2 separate regions of the Homo sapiens genome follow, and region 2 is linked to region 1. Evidence: chromatin contacts called from ENCODE Hi-C or POLR2A ChIA-PET data. All regions are on one chromosome and are shown on one strand. The core of a region is the stretch at or near the end of the contact, and the rest is flanking DNA. Distances in the headings are between cores, read along the strand shown. Region 1 holds the start of ALKAL2 (ALK and LTK ligand 2). Region 2 has its middle 22 kb from the start of LINC01875.

Region 1 (2,617 bases), core at 65-2,564:
TACAGAACATTACTTTATCTAGATACATATTTAGAGTAAGGATTAAAAGACCACGTTTCAGTGAGGTGTAAATTAGTGGGAATATGCATGAACCTGGTTTGTAGGGTAAGAATCCCAGGGAAAGACTCTGCCAAGCAAACTTCTTCCACCAGGGTTCTCCGCACACAGTGGGTGGGGAGAACCCTGCAAGGGCGTTCTTCTTGAGTTCAGCTTTGTTTTTGCGTATTTACAGCCCTCTCCATCTTCACTCCCCCGTTCAGGGCTCCTGGCTGAGCCCCGACTGTGTGTGAAGTCACGCCCTCTGAAGAGGAGCATTCGCATCCACAGCTGACCCCCTAGTGAGTCTTCATTCACTCCTAACTTGACGCAGCCGGGATAAAACTGACCTTATCATGTTTGACCTGATTGTGTCACAAAAGCATTAGACGCTTTCATGCTTTCCTGGGAAATTCCCCGTGGGCCACCACTCTGGGCAGGGCCATGAAGGAGCCTGGATGCTTCCTTTTCAGTTGGGAAAGCTTTGCTGGAAATGCTTCCATTTCCAAAGTGACGGTTGACAGTTTAGTGTGGAAACCACCGACCCGCGCCGCAGCTCACGCGCGCCAGAAGGAGACCAGGCGCTTCTCCGCCAGGCCTCATGCGCGGACCTATTGCTGCTATTTTCTTTTTCTTAAAAAAAAAAAAAAAAAAAAAAGGAATCCTGCTGTTCAGTGGTCAAAATTGATGTCTCTTTTTGAAACGTGTTTCTCAAAGACAATTCTATTTCCCAGCAGCCCCGGCCCTCGGGCGCGCTCGGCCCCACTCACCCACTCGCTGCTCCGGCGAAGGCCCCAGCCCCGCCGCCTCCGCGCGGCCCAGGGCGCAGTCCCGCCCGAGGAGCTGCAGGCCCTTGTGCTCCGCCGAGTGGTGCTTCCGCAGCTCCTGGACGAGTTCCACCACCAGCCGCAGCAGCGCCTGTCCGTCCGCCGGCTCCCGGGGCTCCGCGCCCCCCCGGCCGCGCCCCGCCGCCCCCAGCACCAGCAGCAGCCCCAGGAGGAGGGGGTGCCCGGGTCCGCGCATCGTGCGCTCGGGGCCGCGGGGCTGGGAGACTCCGACACGCGCCGAGAGCTGGGCTCGCTGCGAGAGAAGGGGCGCGGGGGGCCGGAGAGAAAGTCAGCGGGGGAGGGGGACGGAGCGCGGGGCGGGGGAGGGGAGGGGAGGCGGGAGGAGCCGCTGGCGCTGGACCCGGCCCCTCACCTCCGCGGACCCCGAGGAACAAGCCGGCAGGTGAGGGAGCCGCGGTCTCCTCGACGATCACGCCCGAGGTCCCGCCCACGGGGAGCGACCGCCGCTGGTGCGGAAAGGAGCCCCCGGAACCCGCCCGCCCGCCAGCCCGGCCCCTCCTAACTTTCGCCCGAAAGGCCGCGTCCGCCGAGCGCGCTGCGCCTGGCGCGGGCGCAACTTTCTTTCCCCTTTGGAAGCCGCGGGTGCCAGGCAGCTCCCCGGCCGCGGGCGGACCTCGGAGGGGCCGCGCTCCCGCGCCTACCGCTCTCCAAGAAGGCGGCGCCGCGCGCCGGGCCCGGCGGCCGCGCTCAAGTTTCCAGCGTCGCCTTTGCGCGGTGGTCGCCGGCGAGCGCCGAGTCCCCGAAGCCCACGGAGGAGGCCGGGTGCGGACCCTCGCGCTGGCCCCGGCCGCGCCACGTGCTGGAAGCCCCTCCACCTCCCGGCCATGGCGCCCTCCCGCACCTGCCCGGCGCCACCCGGGAGCCACCTGCGCGTCGTGGCCGGGCCGGTTACCTGGAGCCGCCGGAGTCGTCGCCGTCTGTGCGCACGTCTGTCCCCGCGCCCCGAGCTGCGCCACTACTCCATGCCCGGCGGGCGGAGCGCACGGGACGCGGGGACTCGGCCGCTCCGAGCGCTGGACCCACGGCCGACCTGGGGTGCGCCGGCTCCGAGTCCCGCCTCAGACCTCGGGGAGCTTCTTATCCCCGCGCCCGCCGACGTCAGGCGGGTCCCCAAGGGCTCCGAGCGGGGCTTTAATTAGAAGCCGCTGAAGTGTTAGTACCCCCATGCGGATCTTCGTCAGTCCCCCCGCCTCACCTCGCTCTCGCCTCCCCCCGTCTCCCGCTCCCCCTCAACTCCGCCCCCGCCCCCGCCCGGTCCCCCCACCCGCATCTCCACCGCGTCTCCCCCTCGCCCGCGCCCCGTCTCCCGCGCCCCTTCCCTCCCCACCTTCCCCATCTCCCGTCTCCTCCTCTCCTGCCCCACCTTCCCCCACTCCCCGTCTCCTCCTCTTCCCCCTGTTCTCCTCCCCCCGCCCCTCCCCCAGTCTGTTTCCCTCCGTTCCTGTCACTTGTGACAGGATGAGAAGAAACGCCTTTACCAGGAACTCGGTTCTGTTTTTGTCTAAATGTAGATCTTGGGCTATTAAAAAGGGAGCTGCCTGATTGCTTCGACATTTAATAAGTCAATTAGAGTCCATCCGTTTTGGAGGGATCCGCTCTCCGGACCTCGAGGGGTCTGCCCCGCCCGAGCCCAGTCCCCAGGTTCGGGTCCCCAAGCCCTGGTCCCCGAGGCGGGGCGGCCAGGAGGCAGGAGATGGGCGGGTGAGGACTCTCCACGGCCCCCGAGGTGCGCA
Region 2 (2,617 bases), core at 65-2,564, 280 kb after region 1:
GGAGTGACACTGTGGAACTGCAGACTTGAAGCTTTGTTTAATTCACGAGATGGTGCTGGAGACCAACGCCCAGAGTGGGCAGGAGGCACAGAAGCCCCTGAGAAAGGAGCTGCCAGCTGTCAACTCCAGCCTGGCTGCCTTTCCGGAAGGCTCCTCCACTCTCACGGCTGACACAGATGACCTCAGCTGATATAGATGACCTTGGCTGGTCACCACACTCCACGGTGACAGGGATGACCCTGGCTGGTCACCACACTCCACGGTGACACGGGTGACCTTGGCTGGTCACCACACTCCATGGGACACCTCTGGCCAGGGTTTGCAGGGATGTTTAGAGACAGCGAAGTTTTAAGGAGAAATCAGGGTTTGGTTTCCATCATTCTCTCTACCAATTGTTGGGGCTTCGCCTGATGCACGCTATATGGTTGATAACGTGTTCTTAAGAAACAAGGAAGATAGAAGCTCTCAGAGTCTTGTACTGAGAAGACTATTGAAGGAACCTGCTTGTGTTGCTTTTAAGTGAAGGAAACTTGAGGAGCCAACGAGGGGTGTCCATAGTCAGAGCTGGAACAGTTGTTTACAAATACATGAAAGGCTGCCAGGTAGAAGAGGATTAAACCCAAGAGCGAGAGAGGAGAGGCACCCAGTGTTAGTTCAGAGCTGTTTAGGGTGTTGGTGAGGCCTCAAGAGGGTGAGAGGAAGCTGGGTGTTCACAAGAAGAGAGGATACAGGGCCGATCTGCACGGGGCCGCTGGCCGGGTCCCTGTCCGTCCTGGTAACGCTATAAACTACCAACATGGACAAGTTCCAGCATATACGGAAGGTAATCTTTAGAAATATGAAAGTAGAAAATGCCAAAAAAGAAAACATGACAATTTTCCCTCACAGTCACCCCTGATAAGAATCACGTTTCTAACAACATATATATTTACATAAGCCACCAGAGCGGAGCATGTGGCCTGGAAAATGCTTTTTTAAGGAAACACATTCACTGGGATTAGTTGCGTGGGGGTTTAGGAATATAGCCTCTGGGCTGAAAATTTGATCTCCAGTAAATCTCCCTGGTGCTTGTAACTCACTTCTTGCTTTGGGTTCTGACGCAATTTTCATATTCTATAGCGTAGCTGATTGAATGTGTAAACACCTATGTCGATGATCTTAACAAAAATCACGGCAAGGGGAGCTGTAAGTCCTGCACTTTCTCACATCTGATGGGTCCGTGGGACAGTCACAAGAGAGAGAGGAACGTGCCTCCGTTTTGCCCACATTCGGGGCTGAGGCCGAGGCTGCCCCACCCCGCTGTTTTCTCAGCCTCCCCTTGCATGTTTCCTGCGTGCTGAGCAATTCCATGATTCATAGACTTGTGCTGCATCTGGGCGGCCAGCATGACTGGAGGCCAAATGCAGTTTCTTTCCTTCAGAAATGGAAAACAGGAGCTGGCTCAAGATCATGTTCTTCGAGACGGAAGACCGCTGGACAGACTTTGATACTCAGATGCTGTGAATAGCTCTATGGACAACATCATCGTAATTGAAAGCAGATTCGGGCTGAGCACCACGGTATTATCTTACCGCCGCCCCAGCTTTCCCACCCTTAAGACGTGTGCCTCTGCCAAAGCGGGCGACATCTTCCTCTTCAGCACATCCAGTGCTCTCCTCCCACGTTAGGAGCTCGTCCTGAAGTCCAGCAGCTGCTCAGCCTGCCAGCCCAGAGCCTCCCCTGGCCTCTGCTCTGACTCTGAAATCAACTCTGAACCCCTGCTTTCACCTAGGCTTAGTTCCACCTGCAAGGCACATGCACCTTTCTTCCTTGCAGACTTGTGAACACCCCTGGACTTGGTGGGTTTGGGCGGTCTGCCCACAGTCACCTGGCTTTTTCTAAGGGGTCTGGGATGTTGCCTGCAAAGTGGTCAGTTTGTCTCCTTGTCTAGTTTAAAGCCTGTGGCCACATTGTGCACATAGCTGGCATCTCGTGCACACATCTGAACTGCTGTTTCTCGAACAACAGGAATTCACCCAAACAGTTGTTGTGTTTTAGCTGTAACCTAAACAAATAATATATTATTTGCAAAGCAGAGAAGAATCTGTCTCCACAACAGAGGCCAGTGCTTAACTTCACTTGGGAATAGTTAGAGAAAGCCTGTGCTGAGAAAAGAGTGGGGATTGGAATCAGAAGATGTAGCCTCTGGCTCTGGCATTGCCATCACTGTCTAAGTCACCAGAGCAGGGTGTGATTCGAAGTTCAGCTTTGGTTCCTGTAAAGCAGGAATAATGACCTGACTGCACAAAGCTGTTTTGAGCTTTAAGTGAAATAGTATCTGTTATCTGATGTGCAATGTGTGATATTGCTGCTTTTTACAAAACTAAACACATAGAGAAAATGCAGTCTCATAAGCATCCTATGTTTTCCACACAGTAACTTAGAAAATGAACGTGTCAAAGTTTTTCCATTATTATTAACTGTGTCCTAGAGCATTGAGCTTCTTCTAGCCTGTAGGGAGCATTGACCTAAACAGTAATGTCAAAAGATAAATATAAATTCAGAACAACAGATAAAGCTATTCATGGCATAATAGATCTTCCTAGGCACCAAGAATAATGACACAAAATCTTCATTT

Evidence for each region. A loop is a pair of places that touch in the nucleus more often than their neighbours do. ChIA-PET counts read pairs that join two places held with the same protein, here RNA polymerase II (POLR2A).
Region 2: a loop to region 1 is called in a map of chondrocyte, with 5 times the contacts of the local background. The contact joins the enhancer-like site here to the promoter of ALKAL2 in region 1. A Hi-C loop is called at or near these places in 1 of 168 maps with a recorded cell type or tissue (chondrocyte). POLR2A ChIA-PET finds 5 or more read pairs at or near these places in 1 of 52 experiments (activated CD4-positive, alpha-beta T cell).

Annotation. Positions count from the first base shown.
Region 1 is chr2:286,777-289,393 of GRCh38, forward strand. ALKAL2 (ALK and LTK ligand 2) reads right to left here and starts at 1,315. Exons shown (of 6, transcript NM_001002919.3): 1 at 1,237-1,315; 2 at 807-1,116. The coding sequence starts at 1,059. All of the region lies in intron 1 of LOC101927262 (a long non-coding RNA gene), which reads left to right. RefSeq lists a silencer at 830-879.
Region 2 is chr2:566,944-569,560 of GRCh38, forward strand. No RefSeq gene overlaps it. Among named protein-coding and RNA genes, the nearest start is that of LINC01875, 22 kb to the left of the region's middle. Within about 2 kb of position 1,315, at least 6 of the 41 ENCODE cell types and tissues checked have a DNase peak (open chromatin) inside an H3K27ac peak, as active enhancers do.